Linked DNA regions of Homo sapiens: region 2 is linked to region 1. A link is a loop called in an ENCODE intact Hi-C map of the cell type or tissue named here. Cell type or tissue: heart left ventricle. All regions are shown on one strand. Links, peaks and the distances in the headings refer to the core of each region. The heading gives the core; the rest is flanking DNA.

The links. Peaks named below come from ENCODE experiments on the same cell type or tissue, not always from the same donor. Only the 100,000 strongest peaks of a DNase experiment are listed, where the experiment ranks them.
Region 2: it touches region 1 in a loop (2.3-fold over the local background); 6 of 110 quality-filtered maps call a loop at or near these places.

The regions. Positions count from the first base shown.
Region 1 is chr19:45,435,084-45,446,627 of GRCh38, reverse strand. MIR6088 (microRNA 6088) reads right to left here and starts at 9,974; the gene lies at 9,924-9,974. It also overlaps a transcript of ERCC1 not described here. RefSeq lists silencers at 2,159-2,358, 6,398-6,577, 6,588-7,087 and an enhancer at 6,236-6,735. In heart left ventricle, for the core only: CTCF peaks have their summits at 6,677 and 6,954 (motif pointing left); DNase peaks (open chromatin) are centred at 6,078, 6,737 and 6,957; H3K4me3 peaks cover 1,165 bases; H3K27ac peaks cover 1,385 bases.
Region 2 is chr19:45,564,440-45,575,983 of GRCh38, reverse strand. All of the region lies in intron 1 of OPA3 (outer mitochondrial membrane lipid metabolism regulator OPA3), which reads left to right. Among named protein-coding and RNA genes, the nearest start is that of OPA3, 15 kb to the left of the region's middle. RefSeq lists a silencer at 11,499-11,544 and an enhancer at 10,940-11,544. In heart left ventricle, for the core only: a CTCF peak has its summit at 5,894 (motif pointing right); a DNase peak (open chromatin) is centred at 5,923; H3K27ac peaks cover 1,682 bases.

The DNA of each region.
Region 1 (11,544 bases), core at 5,912-8,411:
TGTAAATCTAGGCACTGAGAGTGTTATGTTCGGGTGTGTGGGCTTGGGAATAGCCGTCCCAATAGAGGGGTACCATCTTTGGAGCTAGACTGAGCCGTGAGACCTTAGGCAAGTTAAGCGACCTCTTTGGGCCTCAGTTTGCACATCTGTAAAATAGGGATGTTAACTTTTATGGGGATGTGGTGAGTACCACCTAACATAATGGAAAGTGCTGCCATCTACTGATGGCTTGCTATGAATGTGCTTGTCAGCAAATTTTGCCTCTCTTAACTCAAAGGCCTCCAGAATCGATCCCTACTACCTCCTAGTCCAAGTCACCATTGGACTCAACTGGACCATGACAGTGACTGGTCTCCCTGACTCCACACTTGTCCTCCAAAGTCTATTCCCCACCTACAACCCAAAGGACCCTGTTAAAATAAAAAACAAGCCAGGCGCGGTGGCTCACGCCTGTAATCCCAACACTTTGGGAGGCTGAGGTGGGCAAATCACCTGAGGTCAGGAGTTCGAGACCAGCCTGGCCAACATTGGGTTGAGTGAAACCTCATCTCTATAAAAATGCAAAAAAAAAATTAGCCAGGCGTGGTGGCACGAGCCTGTAATCCTAGCTACTTGGGAGGCTGAGGCAGGAGAATCGCTTGAACCCAGGAGGCGGAGGTTGCAGTGAGCCGAGACCACGCCATTGCACTCCAGCTTGGGCAGCAAGAAAGAAACTCTGTCTCAAAATAAATAAATAAATAAATTAATTAACAAATAAGAAACAGTTCACATCCCTCTTTTGCTCAAAACCCTCCCATAGCTCCTGACCCACTCTGTAAAAGACTTCACCTCAGCCCATCGGGCCCTGCGGGATCAGCCCTTAGTCTCTCTGACCTCTTCTGCTCCAGTGCCCTCCCCACGTTCTCTCTGTCCACCCACACTAGCTGCCTCCGTGTTCCTCCAACACACCAGACATGTCTTCACCTTACACCCTTTGCACTTGCTTAGGCCACATATCTGCATGGCTTCTCCCAAACCAACTTCTAGTCTTTGCTCAAACATCACCTTCTCATTTAGGCCTTCCCTGACCATCCCATTTAAAATAGCAACCCCCAACCCCCTGTCTCTGCTTTTCCCAGCACTTACTACTTTCCAAAGTACTATATAATTTGCTTAATTTGCTCATTTGTTCATTTATTGTTGGTCATCCCCCTTCCAATTTCCAAAGAGTAAGCTTCCAGAACAGAGAGCTTTGTCTTGTTCAATACTGCATTCTCACAGTCTTTACCAGTGCCTGGCGTATAGTAGATGCTCAATAAATACCTGTTGATTGGGGCAGGTGCCGTGGCTCACACCTCTAATCCCAGCACTTTGGGTGGCCAAGGTGGGTGGATCACTTGAGGTCAGGAGTTCAGACCAGCCTGGCCAACATGGTGAAACCGTGTCTCTACTAAAAATACAAGAAATAGCTGGGCGTGGAGGCACAGGCTTGTAATCCTAGCTACCTGGGAGGCTGAGGCAGGAGAATTGCTTGAACTCAGGAGGCGGAGGTTGCAGTGAGCCCAGATGGTACCATTGCACTCCAGCCTGGGCCACAGAGCGAAACTCCTCTCAGACAACAATAACAACAACAACAAAAAATCGGTTGAATGAATGAATGATGAGTGTACATGCCAGGAATTGTGCTACAAGCTCTGGGTCTGCGAATTCACTGAATCGTCAGAACAGCCTGATTTGCTAAGCGCTGCGTATTAATGTCCCCATTTTACAAATACAGAAACAGAGTCAGAGAGGGGAAGTCCCTCGAACTGAGTGCAAAGGTCCTGAGGACTAAAGATGGATTATTCTGCCATCAGGGGCGTCCCTGCCGGCCTCGGTGTTGCCCGTGTGTAACTGCATTATTTCTGTGCTTATTTCTGGGCCCCGTCCTTGTTCGATCTGTCGCGTGGTCTTTCCTTATATCTCTGCGCCCCGACAGTTCCCTGTTGCTTCGGCCTCCACGCATGTCTCCGAATTTCTTGCTCCGGGGCCCTGATCTCTGTATCTCCTCTTTGCTGCGCCTCAGTCTCCGGGTTTCTGCGCCCTGAGGCCTCTGGGGGCCAAGGCCGAGGGTTTGGCGCGCAGGCCTGGGTGCTCCGTCCCGGCCCGGTGGCCTCCTGACCGCCCAGCCTCATCTGGCGGCCCTGGGGCGGGGCGGGGCCTGTTGCCTGGAGACCAGTGTTTTGCCGCAGCAAACTGGGTCTCTGGGCCACCGCGGGGGGGCGGCCTGGGAACCCGCGCCGGGCGTGGGAGCGCGCCCGGGAGGGGCGCGGGCCGGCCTTGGGCCTAGGGGCGGGGAGGGGCTCCGGGGTGGGGGGCGAAGCGGCTGGCTGGGGGAGGGGGGGAAATGGGGAACAGGATTTGGGGAGATGAGGTAGGGACATGGGGCAGTTCGAGGAGACAGGAGGGAACTGCGGGAGGCTGGGATTAGGAGGACAAGAGAGTGTATTGGGGTCAGTTGGAGGGAAGCGGGTGAGTCGGGGGCTAGGGAGGGCTGGGAGATATTGAGGAAAGCTTGGGGGAGCCCGGGGAGGGGATTGGGAGGGCCTGGGCAGGATAGTGGGGGTAGTTGAGGGGGTGGGAAGAGGGGCCCGGTATGGATGAGTGAAGGAAGGACCGGGGACACTGGAAGTTTAGGGGATTCGGGAATTACAAGCGATGAGTGTGAGGGCAGAGAGTTTCGGGGGGCGTTGGGAAGGTGTGAAAGGACGGGGTACGGGGTGTAGAGGAGAGAGGTTTGCCGGTTCGGAGAAAGAACCGAACTGCAGGGCCACAGGAGGGTAGAGTTGGGAGGAGATAGGATCCCCAGGGAGAAGGAGGCTAAACCGGGCCGGAAACAAGGGTGAATCAGAAGAGGGGGAGCCCCTGCCACTTCCAGGTTCCTGCGGGAGGGGCCCTCCTTGCCCATTGTCCCCGGCCCGGCCAGGACATCCGGCGACTTCCCTCGGGACGCGACGACGGGTTGTGTAACCCTGCCCGGCCCGCCTGCTCCCGGGGGCGGGGCCTGAGTCTGGACTCCCGGGTTCCTCTCCGCCCCCATCCCAAGGGAGACGCCTGGGTCGGGATCCTGGGGGAGCGGCTCGTGACGTCACAAGTGGGCGGAGTCCACCAACGGCGCGAACCCGTTTTCTTACTCACTGGCGATCTGGGATCTGGGACCCAAGGTGGGGAGGGGTGTTCTTAGCGATCCCCTTGGTTGAAGCAGCCCAATGACCGCGAGGGTAAACTGAGTCCCAGACGGTGCTGACCCTTTTCATTCGATTCATTCATTCAGTAAGATGTATGGAGCGCCGGCTGTGTCCCAGTTACTGCCTTAGGTGATGGGGACACAGCAGTGACTGATCCTTGCAGCCCCTGGGCGGACCCCATCCCAAACTGAGTGTGACTGACTACAGCCATACCTCCTTGGAGCCTGGCCTCCTTCACTAGACAAATCAATAAGATGGACCCTCACATCCAGGCAGCTGGGAGACCCCTCCCTAGTGCAGAGGGCACCACACATCCCTCAGCTCCTGAGTCCCTGGTCTGTGTGTGACTGCATCTCCCCTTCCTCCCCCGATGGCCTGTCACTTCCTCTTATCTTCATCCCCCCCGCGGGGCATGACTAGGGATGCTGGTCTTAAGGCAGTTGGCAAATCACTCAGACGTCATAACTAAGCCGGCTGTGCTATCACCGAGATGTGTCCCTGAGATGTCATTAAGCAGCCTGCTTCTTCTATACATACCTCTGGGGTGCTGTGGGTCTGAGGAGGGGCCACGCCCTGCTGCTGGTGGTTCCTCAGCCTGCCAAACAGAGTTATCTACTTCCATCCAAGCCCTCCATCAGAAGGTTCTGGAAGATGCCTTCCTGGCTACCCTTAGTCTTCTTCCAGGCAGCCTTCCTTGACTCCCCACCCCTGTCACCCTCCCTGGGATTTGTATCCTGGCCTGAACCTTGCCTCTTTGATCTCATCCACTTCCTTGCCTCAACTTTGAAAAGCCTTCAGAACCGGGCCCTCAAAAGGACACATCCTTGCACCTCTCCAAGCCTCAGTTTTCCCATCTCTAAAATGGGCATAGCAATGGGGTCTGGCCTACTCACTGAGTGCTGAATGATTCCAGCCACTTCATTTCTGTGATGGGCTTTGCATAGGCCAGGGACATCGTGAGAGCTCAGTGAATCCTACTGGCCAAGATACATAAAAAATAGTTAATATTGAGAAGTGGGGATCAGAGTGGGAGGGAAATTTACTTTTCCAAGGTATACCCTTTTGTAGTTACCAAAACTTTTTTTCTTTTTCTTTTTTTTTTTTTTGAGACAGGGTCTCTGTTGCCCACGCTGGAGTGTAGTGGTGCCATCTCGGTTCACTGCAACCTCCACCTCCTGGGCTCAACCGATCCTCCCACCCACCTCAGCCTCCTGAGTAGGTGGGACCACAGGTGCATGCCACCACACTTGGCTAATTAAAAAAAATTTTTTTCCCAGAGATGAGATCTCACTATAATGTCGAGGCTGGTCTTGAACTCCTGGGCTCAAGCAATCCTCCCACCTCGGCCTCCCAAAGTGCTGGGTGGGATTACAGGCATGAGCCACCGCACCTGGCCTCTAAACAGTTTTCAAAATTAAAAAAAATAAAATAAAAAAAAAGTGCTGTGCACAGTGGCTCACACCTGTAATCCCAGCACTTTGGGAGGCCGAGGCAGGCGGATCATGAGGTCAGGAGATCGAGACCATCCTGGCTAACACTGTGAAACCCCGTCTCTACTAAAAATACAAAAAATTAGTTGGGCGTGGTGGCATGCGCCTGGCCTGTAGTCCCAGCTACTTGGGAGGCTGAGGCAGGAGAACCACTTGAACCCAGGAGGCAGAGGTTGCAGTGAGCCGAGATCCCGCCACTGCACTCCAGCCTGGGTGACAGAGCAAGACTCCGTCTCAGAAAAAAAAAAAAAAAATTAGGCTGGACGCAGTGGCTTACGCCTGTAATCCCGGCACTTTGGGAGGCCGAGGTGGGCGGATCACTTGAGGTCAGGAGTTTGAGACCAGCCTGGACAACATAGTAAAACCCCGTCTCTACAAAAAAATACAAAAATTAGCCAGGCTTGGTAGCAGGCGCCTGTAATCCCAGCTACTCGAAAATTTTAGAAGTTACTTAAAAATTACCATCTCTGCACTGACTCTGAAACTTATCTAGGTATCTTCCACCCACATTTCACCTCAGGGATGACCCCCCCGCCATCCACCCTGCTACCTGGGTGGAGACCTGGGCCTCAACTGGGTATCTCTCCCACCCACTGCAGGGTCAGGGCCAGGCCCAAGACCTTAGTCACTCATTCTGACCTCTGTCACCCTCAGGGAAGTCAGTGTGCTCCCTTTAAACCCCCAGAACATGCAGTGTAGGTCCTTGAGGCCTGACACTGATGCTTGGAGTGGGCACTGAGAATCTCAGGATATGGAAATGGGGAGGCCCTTAGATGATCTCAGTGCAAAGGGAAGACCTAGGCCCAGGGAACAGAGTTCTGACTGTTCCCAAGGCCTGGAGCTGTTGTGTCCAATCACTGACTTGCAAGGGAGGAAAGAATCTTAGTGGAGGCGGGCTCTGTAGCTCATGCCTGTCATTTCAGTGCCTTCCTAGGAGGAGGCCAGAGGATAGCTTGAGGCCAGGAGCTCAAGACCAGCCTGGACAAGGCGGGCAAGGCATGGAGACTCTGTCTCTACAAAAAAATGAAAAATTAGCCAGGTGTGCTGGTGCACACCTGTAGTCCCAGCTACTAGGAAGGCTGAGGTGGGAGGATCTCTTGAACCCAGGAGTTCAAGGCTGCAGTCAACTAAGATCCCAGCACTGCATTCCAGCATGGGCAACACTGCACTCCAGCCTGGGCGACAGAGCAAGGCCTTGTCTGAAATAAAAAATATTAGTGGAGGTGGGTAAATAAAGAAACGGCTCAAGGCTGAGCCCTAACTCTGGTGACACAGTGATCAAATTTGGTGACAAAGACGGTCATCCTTCCCCAGCCTGAGCCCCGACCCTGGTCACAGAATGAGCCGTGATGCTGGCCATGCCTCGCCTCAGCTCTGAAGACTAGGCCAGACTGAAGTGTCCCATGCTCCAACCCCCAGATCTAAGCCTACCCCTGCCCACAGTAGAAACAAACCAAGAAATCAGATCCTCACCCCCAGCCCTCAGCCCTCAGCCCGCAGGTCTCCTGACTCCCTGTGATCCTCTCGCCCTGCTCTGCCCCCATAAAGGTTGGCCTTGAGGACAGAGATGGTAAGGGGCAGATTCAGGACGACAGGAGATTGGCGATGAGGGTGGAGAGGGGAAATAGGGACAGGAGTAGGACAGGCTGGGGGATGCGGATGAGTACCAGTGGGGGACATCGCTGGGGGTGTAGGGGAGGGGGGAGTTATGATGAGGAATGGAGGTGAAGCTGAGGATGGGGGACAGGGGATGAGGATACAATGTGGGGGACGTAGGAAGGCAGCCAGGCTAGCGGCGGGGCGGGGTCGCAGTCGGGGGCGAGTGTGACCGCCAGGGCAGAGTGGGGGTGCGCTGGGGACAGCGGCGCCTGCTCGGCCGGGCTGCGCCCAGCACCGCTCCCCCCGCGCGCTCCCCCTTCCGCTCCCCGGAAGCGCTGAGTCGTCCTGCCTTATCTGGGGGCCGCTATTTCGGGCTCGGCTCGGAGCGCGGCAACTATTTTTAGCGGAGCTGGGGTAAAAATGGACGCGGCGCCGCGCGGGTTCCCGAGGCCGTGCGCGCCCCCTCGCGACCACTGAGGGCCCCGGGGAGGAGCGCGCGCCTGAGTCACAGCCGTCCCCCTACCCCGAGGCACGGCGAGGGGGCCTCGATCGGGGGCGCCCTGGACACCCCGCGTGCACACCCGCCTCCCGGGCTCCCGGGCGCCGGCGAGCCGGCAGGGCGCAGAATCTTCCAGGGGCGTCGGGACGCGTCCGCCGGGGTTCAGAGCCGACGGCGGAGTTTTGGGCAGGGGCGCCGCGCCCCCTGGTGGCCCCCGCAGGGATCGCAGGCAGGAGCTGGGCCTGAGTCCGTCTCAGCTTATCTATTCATTTATTTTTATTATGATTATGATTATTTCTTTGAGATAGAATCTCGCTATATTGCCCCAGGATTGTCTAGAACTCCTGGGCTCAAGCGATCCTGCTACCTCGGCCTCCCAAAGTGCTGGGATTAAAGGCCTGAGCCACTGCACCCGGCCTATTATTATTAACTACTATTATTATTTTTTTAAATCTGACCTCGTCGTCCACACCCATTTTATAAATGAGGAAACTGAGGTCCGGAGAGGAACTGGGTTGAGGCATTGCAGCATGAACCGCAATGTACCATCATTTCAACTTGAGCTTGGACACTTCCTAAATGGGGAATTCACTGCCTCCCAGAAAACGAGGCGCTATTTGTTTTTTTGTTTGTTTGTTTTTGTTTTTTGAGACAGAGTCTCGCTCTGTCGCCCAGGCTGGAGTGCAGTGGTGCGATCTCAGCTCACTGCAACCTACACCTCCTGGGTGCAAGAAATTCTCCTGCCTTAGCCTCCCGAGTAGCTGGGATTACAGGCATGCGCCACAACGGCTGGCTAATTTTGTATTTTTAGTAGAGATGGGGTTGGGAGAGGAAGAACAGAGAGATGCGGTTAAAAAATACCAAACTACAGTCAGATAAGAGGAATAACTTCGGGCCGGGCGCGGTGGTTCACACCTGTAATCCCAGCACTTCGGGAGGCCGAGTGGGGCGGATCACTTGAGGTCGGGATTTCGAGACCAGCCTGACCAACACGGAGAAACCCCGTCTCTACTAAAAATACAAAATTAGCCGGGCGTGGTGGCGCATGCCTATAATCCCAGTTACTTGGGAGGCTGAGGCAGGAGAATTGCTGGACCCAGGGAGGCGGAGGTCACGCTGAGCCGAGATCCAGCCATTGCACTCCAGCCTGGGCAAAAAGAACAAAACTCTGTCTTAAAAAATAATAATAATAATAAATAAAAATAATTAGCCGGGCGTGATAGTGCACACCTGTAGTCCCAGCTACTCAGAAGGCTGAGGTAGGAGGATCACAGGAGCATGGGAGGCAAAGGTTGCAGTGAGCCGAGATTGTGCCACTGCACTCCAGCCTGGGCGACAGAGTGAGACTGTCTTAAAATAAATAAATAAACAAACAAACAAACACATAAAAAATAAAATTACACATATGGATCCAGCAATCCCACTTCTGGGTGTATATTGCAAATAAATTGACATCAAGATGTCAGGGCCAGGTGCGGTGACTCACGCCTATAAATCCAGCAGTTTGGGAGGCCGAAGCAGGAGGATGGCTTGAGCCCAGGAGTTGGAGACTAATCTGGGCAATGTAGTGAGATGCCATCTCTACAAAAAGCACAATAATAAAAATAAAAAAAATCAGATGAGAGGCCGGGCACAGTGGCTCACGCCTGTAATCCCAGCACTTTGGGAGACGGAGGCGGGTGGATCACGAGGTCAGGAGATCGACACCATCCTGGCTGACACGGTGAAATCCCATCTCTACTAAAAATACAAAAAAAATTTAGCTGGGCGTGGTCTCACACGCCTGTAGTCCCAGCTACTCGGGAGGCGGAGGCAGGAGAATCACTTGAACCCAGGAGGCAGAGGTTGCAGTGAGCCGAGATTGTGCCACTGCACTCCAGCCTGGGCAGCAGAGCGAGACTCCGTCTCAAAAAAAAAAAAAATCAGATGAGAACACGTAGTGACAAAAAATAAAAAATAATATTTACAAATTTAAAAAATTTAAACTCTATTTTAGCAACTTTGAAATACACAATACATTAGTATTAACTGTGGTTACCATGCTGTGCAATAGATCACTGAAATATATTTCTCCAGTCTCGCTGAAACTTTGCACCCTTTGATCAACATCTTCTCTTTTCCCAACCCTCTCCCACTTCCCTGGACTCTAGTAGCCACCTTTATACTGTTTCTATGAGCTCGACTTTTTAAGATTCCATATAAAAGTGGGATCATGTGGTGTTTGTCTTTCTGTGTCTGGTTTATTTCACTTAGAATAATGTCCTCCAGTTCCATCCATGTTGTCTTGAATGGCAGAATTTCCTCCCTTTTCAAGGCTGTATAGTATTCCATCGTGTGTATATGCAACATTTGCTTTATCCATTATGTCCCTTGATGGACACTTAGGTTGACTCCATATCTTGGCTATTGTGACCAGTGCTGCAATGAACTTGAGAGTGTAGATAACCCTTCGACATCCTGATTTCAATTCCTTTGGAAATATAACCAGAGGTATATGAGTCTGCTAGATCCATATGTACGATTTTATTTTTACTTATTATATATATATATACACACACACATATATATTTTCTTTTTCTTTTTTGAGATGAAGTCTTGCTCCTGTCGCCCAGGCCGAAGTGCAGTGGCGTGATCAAGGCTCACTGCAACCTCTGCCTCCTGGGTTCAAGCGATTCTCCTCCCTCAGCCTCCTGAGTAGCTGGGATTACGGGCGTGTGTCACAACGCCTGGCTAATTTTGTATTTTTAGTGGAGATGGGGTTTCACCATGTTGGTCAGGCTGGTCTCGAACTCCTGACCTCAGGTGATTCACCCACCTTGGCCTCCCAAAGTGCTGGGATTACACGCGTGAGCCACTATGCCCGGCCCTTATTTTATATTTTAAAGTCTCACTATATTGGAATCCACTATATATGGAGTCTCACTGTATGGCCCAGGTTGATCTCCAACTCTTGGTCTCACGGGGTCCTCCCACCTCAGCTTTCCAAGGAGCTGGGATTACAAGTGCAGGCTACCATGCCTGGCTGTCACACATGTCGTTTTAAATGTTTAGGCCAGGGTGGCTCACACTCGTAATCTCAGCCCTTTGGGAGGCCAAGGCGGGCAGATTGCAATGTCAAGGCCAGGAGTTTGAGATCAGCGTAGGCAATAGAGCAAGACCCCGCCCCCCCGCTTCATCTCTACAAAACTATTTTTGTTTGTTTGTTTGTCTGAGACGGAGTCTCACTGTCACCCAGGCTGGAGTGCAGTGGCGTGATCTCGGCTCACTGCAAGCTCCGCCTCCTGGGTTCACGCCATTCTCCTGCCTCAGCCTCACGAGTAGCTGGGTCTACAGGCGCCCGCCACCATGCCCGGCTAATTTTTTGTATTTTTAGTAGAGACAGGGTTTCACCATGTTGACCAGGATAGTCTCGATCTCTTGACCTCGTGATCCGCCCGCCTCGGCCTCCCAAAGTGCTGGGATTACAGGCGTGAGCCACGGCGCCCGGCCGAATTTCTCTTGTTTTAAGTCACTGAATTGGGGATAATTTGTTATAGTAGCCGTTAAGAAACTAATGCAATCTGTTTGAGCTTCTGTCCCCTCCACGCTAACGGCAGAGTTTCTGAGGCTTTTAGAGAACATCTTTTCCAACCCTTCCACATAGGGAAGGAAACTGAGGCTCAGAGAGAGGATGGAGACTGAAGGAGACCTCAGGCTTCCCGCTCTTCATCCAGGCTCCGTGGGTCACTGTGGCAATTTACAGATATTTTTCCCGTTTTAAAAAAAATAGGCTGGGCACGGTGGCTCATGTCTGTAATCTCAGCACTTTGGGAGGATGAGGTGGGCAGATCAACTGAGGTCAGGAGTTCAAGACCAACCTGGCCACCATGGTGAAACCCCGTCTCTACTAAAAATACAAAAAATATTAGCCGGGCATGGTGGTACATGTCTGTACTCCCGGCTACTTGGGAGGCTGAGACTTGAGAGAATCGCTTGAATCCGGGAGGCAGAGGTTGCAGTGAGCCAAGATTGCGCCACTGCTCTCCACCCTGGGTGACAGAGTGAGACTCCATCTAAAAAAAAAAGTACAGAATGTGGACTGAACATGGAGGCTCACACCTGTAATCCCAACACTTTGGGAGTCCAAGGCAGGAGGATCCCTTGAGGCCAGCAGTTTGAGATCAGCAGCCTGGGCAACATAGCGAGACCCCATCTCTACACAAAAATAGCCAGCTCTGGCGGTGCACACCTATAGTCCCAGCTACTTGTGAGGCTGAGGTAGGAGGTTTGCTTGAGCCTAGGAGTTTGAGGCTGCAGTGAGCTGTGATCACCACACTGCACTCCAACCTGCGTAACAGAATAAAGGTCTCAAAACAAAAACAAAAAGGCCAGAATGTTTATTGAGTTTTCTTTTAAGGCTGAGACAGAGCACAAGGTTTGGTTGGAGTCCTAGTTTGTTTGTTTACCTGCTATGTGGCCTTGGATAAGAGTCTACCTTCCCTGTGCCTCAGTTTCTCCCTCTGTAAAATGGGCATGGTGAGATAAGTCATCTCAGAGGGTTGTAGTGTGGAGGGCTGCTGTGAGAATCAATGTTACTGTGCGGCATAGTCCTGGAAGTGTTTGAAATGCTGTAAAATGGGCCTGGCACAGTGGCTCATGCCTGTAATCCCAGCACTTTGGGAGGCCAAGGTGGATGGATCATGAAGTCAGGAGTCTGAGACCAGCCTGGCCAACATGGGGAAACCCCGTCTCTACTAAAAATACAAAAATT
Region 2 (11,544 bases), core at 4,586-7,085, 130 kb before region 1:
GGGATTACAGGCGTGAGCCACCACAACTGGCCCCCATTTCAGACTTCTGACTTCTGGAACTGTAAAATAATAAATTTAGGGCAGGTGCGGTGGTTCATGCCTGTTATCCCAGCACTTTAGAAGGTCGAGGCAGGAGGATCACTTGAACCCAGGGGTTCAAGACCAGCCTGGGCAACAAAGCGAGACCTTGTCCCTACTAAAAATAAAAAACAATTAGTGGGGCATGGTGATGCATGCCTATAGTTTTAGCCACTCAGGAGGCTGCGGCAGGATTGCTTGAGCCCAGGAGAATGAGGCTGCAGTGAGCTGTGACCGCACCCCTGCACTCCAGCCTGGGTGACAGAGCAAGACCCTGTCTCAAATAATAATAATAATTTGTGCTGTTTTAAGCCACTGCATTTGTGGTAGTTTGTTATAGTGGCCGTGGGAAACAGATACACCATGATCATTCATTCAGGTTGCTGAGGTCATTTTTTCAGAAGTGCTCAGCTCTGTGGCCATTCTTATGAATTTAGGCCATGGACTTGGTTTCAGTTTTCTTTTTCTACATAGCCATCTGATCCAAAGCTTGGTGGCTTACCGTAGTAACTCTTAGCCAGGTGCAGTGGCTCATGCCTGTAATCTCAGCACTTTGGGAGGTTGAGGTGGGTGGATCACTTCAGGCCAGGAGTTCGCGACTAGCCTGGGCAACATGGCAAAACCCTTTCTTTACTAAAAATACAAAAATTTAGCGGGTACCTGTGGTCCCAGCTTCTCAGGAGGCTGAGGCAGGAGAATCGCTTGAACCTGAGAGAGGTGGAGGCTGCAGTGAACCGAGATCGTGCCACAGCACTCCAGCCTGGGCAACAGAGCAAGACCCTGTCTCAAAAAGGCAAACAAACAAAAAACCCAGTCACTCTTAGTTTCTGTTACCTTTGTGGCTTGCCTGGGCTCAGCCGGACAGTTCTTTTGCTGGTTGCTGCTTGGCAGGCTCTCATCCAGGTGCAGGTGGAGGTGGCTGGGCTGGAGTCATCTGGAACTGGCACTGGGACTGGGGAGTTGGTTCCCTCTCAGCGTAGCCTCTGGGCCTCTCTTCTCCACGTGGTCTTTCCTGCAGGGTAGCTGAATATCTCACATGGCTGCTCAGGACTCCCCAACAGCCAGATTTTCATGAGGGAAGAAGCAGAAGCTGCAGGTTATTTAAGGGCAAGGCCTGGAATCTTCCAGCGTCATTTCCACCACACTATTGGTCAAAGCAGCTCCAGGCACAGACCACAGTGGGTGTGGGAAAGAACTGCACAGGGTGTGATACGAAGGGGTCCCTGATGGCACAGTCTGCCACAGAGTAGGCACTCTTGGCTTCGGATCTTGGCACTGCTGCTTATTAGCCATGTGACTTTGAGCAGGCAGCTTGACCTCTATGAGCCTCCATTTCCATATTTATCAAATGGGATACTAATAGAACTTATCTCCCAGGATTCTTGTGAGGATGCAGCAGGATAGTGGATAGGCGAGCCCTGGCCCGGGACATGCCCATCTGGTTGCTACTACAGGCTACAGGGGGTATACATGGAATCCGTTTTTTTTTTCTTTTTTTTTTTTTTTTTTGAGACAGAGTCTTGCTCTGTCGCCCAGGCTGGAGTGCAGTGGCACGATTTTGGCTCATTGCAAGCTCCGCCTCCCGGGTTCACGCCATTCTCCTGCCTCTCAGCCTCCCGAGTAGCTGGGACTACAGGCGCCCGCCACCACGCCCAGCTAATATTTTTTGTATTTTTAGTAGAGACGGGGTTTCACCATGTTAGCCAGGATGGTCTCGATCTCCTGACCTCGTGATCCGCCCGCCTCAGCCTCCCAAAGTGCTGGGATTACAGGCGTGAGCCACTGCGCCCAGCCCCCTTTGTTTTTTTTGAGATGGAGTCTAACTTTGTTGCCCAGGCTTTTGCCTTCCTGAGTAGCTGGGATTACAGGCGCCTGCCACCACGCCCAGCTAATTTTTGTATTTTTAGTAGAGACGGGGTTTCACCATGTTGGTCAGGCTGGTCTCCAACTCCTGACCTCAAGTGATCCGCCCGCTGTGGCCTCCCAAAGTGTTGGGATTACAGGCGTGAGCCACCGCACCCAGCCGGAATCCCTTCTTGTCATTACTGCCCAAGTGCCAAAACCTCTGCTTCTAGATAAAGACTTCGTGCACTCAGATCCTTGCCCTGCTGTTTACGTGGTGTGTGTCCTGCATGAGTCCCTCTGCCTTTCTGTACCGAATAGCACTTAACCTCATAGTTCTGATGTTCCCTCAGCACCATTCAGTAAACAGTGTTTACTGTTTACTGTTTGCAGCGCGGCCTCGAACCAGGCTGCCTGCTTATCTGTCCCCGCTCTGCCACTTTCTGTGTGACCCCAGGGAGAGTTATTTAACCTCTCTGGGCCTCAGTTTTATGCTTGTAATTGGGTTGTTATGTGGATATTAAGATCCATAAAACATAGAACTGTACCTGGCCCTCAAGTACTCTGTACATGTTTATTTACTTATTTATTCATTTTATTTGTTTATTTTTTGAGACAGAGTTTCGCTCTTGTTGCCCAGGCCGGAGTGCAGTGGCGTGATCTCAGCTCACCGCAACCTCCACCTCCTGGGTTCAAGTGATTCTCCTGTCTCAGCCTCCCGAGTAGCTGAGATTACAGGCATGTGCCACCATGCCCAGCTAATTTTTTGTATTTTTAGTGAGACGTGTGAATATAAGATGAGATTTGGGTGGGGACACAGCCACACCGTATCACTTGGCCTGGGGGATGGGGACTATGCTGTGGGGGAATTGGGCAGGCAACAGCCTTGTGTAGAACCAGGTCTCTGGCAAGGTACCTGGTGAACTAGAAAAAAACCTCCGTCTGAAGGCACACAAGCTTTGCCCTAGGTAGAGACTGATACATTCTCCTCTGAGAATTTGTAGCCACTGACTGTCCCTCATGTGGGCTTGGGGCCTCTTTGAAAGGTCCTGGAAGTTGCAGGCTGAGAATGAACCCCTAGGGGTACCTAATTGTATCTAAGCACCTGGCAAGGGCAAACATAAACTCTTCCTGCCTGTGCTCTCTCTGCCCAGGCCTTGGAGAAATCCTTCAGATAGAGTTCCAGCACATACAAGCTCACAGTAAAAAAAAAATATATATAGATAGATATATATCGAGATATATATCTATATATATAGTATGATATATATATCTATATATAGTATGATATATATAGATATATATCGAGATATATATCTATATATATAGTATGATATATAGGTATATATTGAGATATATCATATATATAGTATGATATATATAGATATATATCTCATATAGATATATATGATATATATCGATATATATATTTATATACATATATCATGATATATATGATATATATCAATATATATATTTATATACATATATCATGATATATATCCATATATGATATATATATCATATGATATATATATCTCATATCTCATATATGATATATATCTCATATATCTCGATATATATGATTATTATATGATATATGATATATATCATATATTGATATACATATATCATGATATATATCGATATATATCGATAATCTCATATGTTGATATATATGAGATATATATCGATATATATCTCATATATGTCGATATATATGAGATATATATCGATATATATCTCATATATGTCGATATATATGAGATATATATCGATATATATACTATATATATTTTTATTTTTTATTTATATGAGATATATAATCATATATATCGATATATATGAGAGATATATATATATCTCATATATATATCAGACCAACCTGACCAACATGGAGAAACCCCGTCTCTACTAAAAATACAAAATATATATATATATCAATATATATTGATATATATATATACACCACATGAAAAAAGCAGCCACCATGAGCGAGAGCCAGCAGAAAAACATGGCAGGTCACAGCCTGCAAACGTGGAATTATCAGATGTGGATATAAAATACCTAAGCTTATCTGTTAAGAGGATAAAAGAGAAGGATATTAAAACACAAGTAAAATGAAAAATTGCCAGGAAGCTGGAAAAAGAATTAAACAAAACTTCTAGAAAGGACAGCTACAACAGTTGGTGTTCAGCTCTCAATAGAAGGGCTAACTAACCACCAGGTTAAACACAACTGCCAAGAGGATTGGGGAGCTGAAAGGTGCACAATATGGAGGAAAACTAGTGAGCTTTCTGGGGCACTTCCAGTAGATGCCCAGGAGTGCTACCTGCAGGTCCTGATTTGGTGGACGTAGGGAAGGGGTGGACGTGTTTATTTTTAGCAGTCTCTAGAGTACATTCTCACACGCACCAGTGTTTGAAAATCACTTTGCTGGAGTTTATTTATAATCACCAGAGCGTCACATCAGTTATATTATATGGCAGCCAGGCTGCTGCTGGTGACCTCCAAACATTTATTATTATGTTCTCCTATCAAGGAAACACTTCTGAGGTTCCTTCCCTAGCATATATGTATGCACGTGTGTACACATATGTAAAATTATTTAGCAGTCAGCCAGGCACGGTGGCTCATGCCTGTAATCCCAGCACTTTGCGAGTCCAAGGCGGGTGGATCCCCTGAGGCGGGGAGTTCAAGACCAACCTGAACAACATGGAGAAACCCCGTCTCTACTAAAAAAATACAAAAAATTAGCTGGGCATGGTGGCGCATGCCTGTAATCTCAGCTACTTGGGAGACTGAGGCAAGAGTATCGCTTGAACCCGGGAGGTGGAGGTTGCGGTGTGCCAAGATCGCACCATTGCACTCCAGCCTGGGCGACAGAGCAAGACCCTGTCTCAAAAAAATAAAATAAAATAAGTAAATAAATAAATAAATGAAAGTATTTAGCAGTCATGTATAGCGCTAACATATAATAGTATGGTTATATTATATGCATTTAAAAACATACACAAAAATTAGAGGGATGAAACGAACATAAAAATTTTTAAAATAAACTTATTTATTCATGCCCCCCCCCCCCAAATAGTTTTGCTGTCACCGAAAACATTTTCCTATGCAGACATTATTAAGTAAATTTGGAAACTCTTGGTGAAACCCTCTGTGAGAGTCTGGCTTTGAATTTTTTTTTTTTTTTTTGAGACAGAGTCTCACTCTGTCGCCCAGGCTGGAGAGTAGTGGCACAATCTCGGCTCGCTACAACCTCCACCTCCCAGGTTCAAGTGATTATCCTGCCTCAGCCTCCCGAGCAGCTGGGATTACAGGCTTCTGCCACCACACCCGGCTAATTTTGTTTTGTTTTTGTTTTTTTCCCCAAGATGGAGTCTCACTCTGTCGCCCAGGCTGTAGTGCAGTGGTTCAATCTCAGCTCGCTGCAGCCTCCACCTCCCAGGTTCAAGCAATTCTCCTGCCTCAGCCTCCCAAGTAGCTGGGATTACAGGGGTGTGCCATTATGCCCAGCTAATTTTTTTTTGTATTATTATTGGAGATAGGGTTTCACCATATTGGCCAGGCTGGTCTCGAACTCCTGACCTCAGGTGATCTGCCCACCTCAGTCTCCCAAAGTGCTGGGATTACAGGCATGAGCCACCGCTCCCAGCCAGCTTTGACATTCTTTGTATGTGGCTGTCACAGCTGGCAAAGACCTAACTAAGGCACATAGTCTCAGATGGAAGAAGTGTGTCATTGGCTGCGTTTAATCTCGCTGCTCCTTTTTTAGTCCCACCCTTCATTATGCAGAGGCATTTGCTGGAATTTGCTCATGTACTCATGGCTAAATCTTCTGGCCGATTTCTGAACAGGGATCTTTTTCAGAAGCCCCTGTGTAGAGGGCTGGCTGATTTGCAACCTGAGTGCATCCCAGGGAATCTACTTGCGCTGGCTGCAAGCAATATGCCAAGTGGACAGGAGAGGGCGCCCGTGTCAGCCTGGGGATGGCGCCTGCCTGAGAAAGCACCAGAGGCCATCTCGGTCATTGACCCCGGTGTATCTCTGTATTAGTTTGTGCTCATCTGTAATTAATTGAAAACCCAGCCAGTAAATGTCAATCAAACCTTAAATCAAAAGGGTGTTTTTTGCTGGCTTTTCAGTAAGCCCTGAGGAAGGCCTGTTCTTGGTTGGTTTGGTGGCTCAGTGGTGTCATTGGGAACCTGAGGACTCCATCTCTGCTGTGTTGGTGCTCAGGCAGTCCTCATGGCCTCAGTAGGGCTGCTGCGGCTCCAGGCATTGTGCCTTTATGTTTCATAAGGGAGGAAGTCTATGCGTGTGTGTATGGAGGGGCGGGTGGTCAGGTAAGTGAGGGTAACGCTTCAAGGAGGAAAATCCTTTTCCAGAAGCCCCCAGGAAACTCCCCTCACTGCCAGCTTACCACAACCGGGTCACCTCCCACCCCTTGGTGTATGGGAGGTTGCAGTGGTGAGTATCGGCTTCTAAACTCTAATGGAGGTGGGGAGGATGGAATTACTAAGACAGTAGAGAATAATATAAAGTAGCACTGGTAATCAGACGCACTGAAGTTGTTCTGAAATCTTTTTTGTTTATTTTGAGACAGAGTCTTGCTCTGTCGCCCAGGCTGGAGTGCAGTGGCGCGATCTCGGCTCACTACAACCTCTGCCTCCTGGGTTCAAGTGATTCTTCTGCTTCAGCCTCCTGAATAGCTGTGACTACAGGTGCCCGCCACCACGCCCAGCTAATTTTTGTATTTTTAGTAGAGACGGTGTTTCACTATGTTGGCCAGGGAGGTCTTGAACTCCTGACCTCAAGTAATCTGTCTGCCTTGGCCTTCCAAAGTGCTGGGATTACAGGCGTGAGCCACAGCGCTCGGCCCTAGCCTCTCTGTTAATTGCGTCCTCTGAGCCTTAGAAACCCCTGAGTATCCTCTATACCAAGTTGAGTTGGTCTCTCCAGGCCTGGGAGGAGAGTAGAGGTGGGGATCATTTTCTGGGGTGTGGCTATGCTTCAGTCCATTAGGAGGCTGAGTAATTCATTCACTCAACAAATCTTTATTTAGTGCCTGCTGTGTGCCAGGAACTGTTCTAAGAGGCATGACTCAGTAGTCAACAGAACAAAGATCCTTGCTCTCATGGGGCACATTTGAGGGTATTAGTTACCTGCCTAGTGACCCCAGGGCACAGAGGGGTGCCTCATCCCGGATTTCCTGCCAAATTCCCAGGCTGAATCCAGTGGTCCACCCTGCGTCACATCCCCATCCCAGCACCGTCTCTGTGGCCCAGGGAAAGCAGTGCCCTAATTGGCCAGGCTCAGGAGTGGGGTTACCTCCTCCTGAATCCCTTGAACCAAAAGTTGGGGAGATAGGATCCCCCAGGATGCTGGGCAGATGGAACCAGTCATGCCCCTCTGGTAACTGGAGCATTGTGTGTTACTGCAGTCTCGGGTTGCTGTAATGGAAAGATCAAGCCAGGTCTGTGGGAGGAAGCACTGCCTATTGCGGCCTGCACAATTCTGTTAATACTTGGAGCACTGTTAGGGCAAGCTTAAAACTGGCTGGATTGGGCGGGGGCACAGTGGCTCACACCTGTAATCCTAGCAATTTGGGAGGCCGAGGTGGGCGGATCACCTGAGGTCAGGAGTTCGAGACCAGCCTGGCCAACATGGTGAAACCCCATCTCTACTAAAAATACAAAAATTAGCCAGATGTGGTGGGGCATGCCTGTAATCCCAGCTACTCGGGAGGCTGAGGCAGGAGGGTGGCTTGAAACCAGGAGGCAGAGGTTGCAGTGAGCCGAGATTGTGTCACTGCTCTCCAGCCTAGGTGGCAGAGCAAGACTCTGTCTCAAAAAATAAATAAATAACAAAATAAATAAATAAATTGACTGGATTGCCAGGTGGGGTGGCCAACACCCGTAATACCAGCATTTTGGGAGGCTAAAACTGGAGAATCACTTGACCTTTGGAGGCTCAGGTTGTAGTGAGCTGAGATCGTACCAGTGCACTCCAGCTTGTGTGATAGAGTGAGACTGTGTCTCAAAATAACAGTAATAATCATTGTCATCATCATCATCATCTGACTGGATCACATCTGGGGAAGTGCAACCAGGGCAGAGACTGGCTTGAAGCTACGTTTACCCTGAATAATAATTTATTGACTGATAATAACAGCTTTTATTTAATATGCTTTCCATTATCTCAGCAAATGATCTTAACCACCTTATTTAGGGAGTTTATGACCATCCTGGTTTTATGAGTGAGGAAATCTCTCAAAGCGAGAGAAACAGGTTCCCTGAGGCAGTACAGGATAAGAAGTCATATCCCACTGGCTCCCAAACTCCTCCTCTTATGTTTAATTATTGGCACTTGATTTTTTTGGTATATTCTTTGTTGAGATATAGTATCTGTACAATGCAAGGTACAGATCTAAAGGCTACAGTTCAATGAGTATTGGTACATGCATATACCCATGTAACTAGTACCCAAGATATAAAACATCGTCATTACTCTAGAAAGGTCCCTCCTCCCCTGCTCTGTCTCCTTATCTGACTTCTCTCCTTGTTGATTAGTTCTGCTTGTTGTTCAACTTGATATAAATGGAATCATACACTATGAAATTTATGTTTAGCTTTTGTTCATTTGATACTTCTGAGATACTTCTTGCTGAATGTATCAATAGTTCATTTCTTCTTCTTCTTTTTTTTTTTTTTTTTTTGACACAGGGTCTCCCCCTGTCACCCAGGCTGGAGGGCAGTGGCACAAACACGGCTCACTGCAGCCTCAACCTCCTGGGATCAAGCGATCCTCCTGCCTCAGCCTCCTGAGTAGCTGGGACCACAGGCACATGCCACCATGCCCGGCTAATTTATTTTATTTTTTGTAGAGATGGATCTCACTAAGTTGCCGATAGTGGTCTTGAACTCATGGGCCCAGGTGATCCTCACCGCTTGGCCTCCCAAAGTGCTGGGGTACAAGTGTGAGCCACCATGCCTGTCTAGTTTATTTTGTTATTTTGTTTATTACTCTTAATAAAAGTGTATTCTTTTCTTTTATTACAGTATATGAATATGCCATGCTTTGTTTAATAACTGTCCTAGTGATGGGCATTTGGGTTGTTTCCAAGTTATTGCAAGTAAAGGTGCTATGAACATTTGTGTACAAGCCTTTATATGGATGTTTTCATTTCTCTTGGTAGAAATGAAATTCTCCCAGTAATTATCTAGGAGTAAAATTTCTGGGTTATATGGTAAGGTTATATTTAATTTTATAAGCAGCTGGCTGAGCCAGGTGCGGTGGCTCACGCCTGTAATCCCAGCACTTTGGGAGGCTAAGGCGGGCGGATCACAAGGTCAGGAGATTGAGACCAGCCTGGCCAACATGGTGAAACCCTGTCTCTACTAAAAATACAAAAAAAAAATTAGCTGGGCATGGTGGCACGTGCCTGTAGTCCCAGCTATTTGGGAAGCTGAGGCAGGAGAATCACTCGAACCTAGGAGGCAGAGGTTGCAGTGAGTCGAGATCATCCACTGCACTCCAGCCTGGGCGACAGAGCGAGACTCCGTCTCAAAAAAAAAAAAAAGAGAAAAATCAGGCTGGTGGATCATCTAAGGGAGTGGTGGCTCACTCCTGTAATCCCAGCTCATTGGGACTCCAAGGCGGGTATTATCATCTGAGGTCAGGAGTTAGAGACCAGCCTGGCCAACATGGCAGAGCCCTAACTCTACTAAAAATACAAAAATTAGCAGGGCACAGTGGTCTGCGCCTGTAATCCCAGATACTCGGGAGGCTGAGGCAGGAGAATCACTTGAACCCTGGCAGCAGAGGTTGCAGTGAGCTGAGATTGCGCCTTTGCACTCCAGCCTGGGCGACAGAGCAAGACTCCATCTCAAAAAACAATAATAATAATAAAAAAAAGAATATTAAACCAATCTTATATTCCTGCAGAAATCCCACTTGATTATGCTATATTATCTTTTTTATATATTGCTGGCTTTCGTTTGCTAATATTTTCCTAAAGATTTCATCTGTGGTCATCAGTGACATATTCTATAATTTTATTTTCTTGTATGTCTTTGTCAGATTTGATTGATTGATTGATTTGATTAAGACCAAGTGTCACTCTGTCACCCAGGCTGCAGTACAGTGGCAGGATCATGGCTCACTGCAGCCTTGAACCTGGGGGCTCAAGTGATCCTCCTTTCTGAGCCTTCTGAGTAGCTGGGGCCACAGGCATGCACCACCACGTACAGCTAATTTAAAAATCTTTTTGTGGCCGGGCGCGGTGGCTCATGGCTATAATCCCAGCCTCTGGGAGGCTGAGGCAGGTGGATCACTTAAGGTCAGGAGTTCAAGACCAGCCTTACCAATATGGTGAAACCCTGTCTCTACTAGAATTACAAAAATTAGCCGTAATTAGACTAAATACAAAAGTTAGTCTCACTCTGTCGCCCGGGTTGGAGTGCAATGGCATGATCTCAGCTCACCACAACCTCCGCCTCCCAGGTTCAAGCGATTCTCCTGCATCAGCCTCCCGGGTAGCTGGGATTACAGGGTCATGCCACCATGCCCGGCTAATTTTTGTATTTTTACTAGAGACGGGTTTTTACCATGTTGGCCAGGCTGGTCTCAAACTCCTGACCTCAGGTGATCCACCCGCCTCGACCTCCCAAAGCGCTGGGATTACAGGCGTGAGCCACCACGCCCAGCCACTAGACATCAAATTATGTAATGCGTGCAGTTTCGATCAGTGGTATACTAATAGAAATTGCATGATAATGCAATCCAAGAGAAAATTTTGTTTTTTGTTTTTTGTTTTGTTTTTTGAGACGGAGTCTTGCTCTATCACCAGGCTGGAGTGCAGTGGCACCATCTCGGCTCACTGCAACCTCCGCCTCCCAGGTTCAAGCAATTCTCCTACCTCAGCCTCCGAAGTAGCTGGGACCACAGGCGTGTGCCACCACGCCCAGCTAATTTTTTTTTTTTCTTTATTTTTAGTAGAGATGAGGTTTCACCATGTTGGCCAGGATGGTCTCGATCTCTTGACCTCGTGATCCGCCCACCTCGGTCTCCCGAAGTGCTGGGATTACAGGCGTGAGCCACCACGCCCGGCCGAGAAAAGTTTTAACTAAAATCACAAAGAATGAAATTTTTGATTTTAATTTATAGATACATTTTTGTTTCAGAGACTTATGATAGGACATTTGAGCATAAAAAAGTCACATTAGGATAAAACTTTATAGAGAAAGTAAAATGTAGGTGGAACTTCAAAGATAGCAGGGAACAATGCAAACTCTTAAAAAAGAGATAGTTGGTGTATTTTTAAATGGCTTTGGAGGGAGACAGAGAAGCAGGGGTCTGGGAGCCACTGGGATGTCTTTGACCCAGATCCTTCCCATCGTCATCACCTCATGGCCAGGCTCACAGCTAAGCAGAGCCCCTATCTGGACCTCAGTGGCAGGTGTGGTTTTGTCCCCAGCAACACCAGGCAGGGTTACTGGAGTTCAAGGCCAAGGCTGAGTGGGCTCTTGATGTCTGCATTGCCCACCAGCCCCATGCCAGAGGAACAGGCTTGTTTTCAGTGTGGCACTTGCCCCCTGGGCTGTTCTCAGAGTCCTC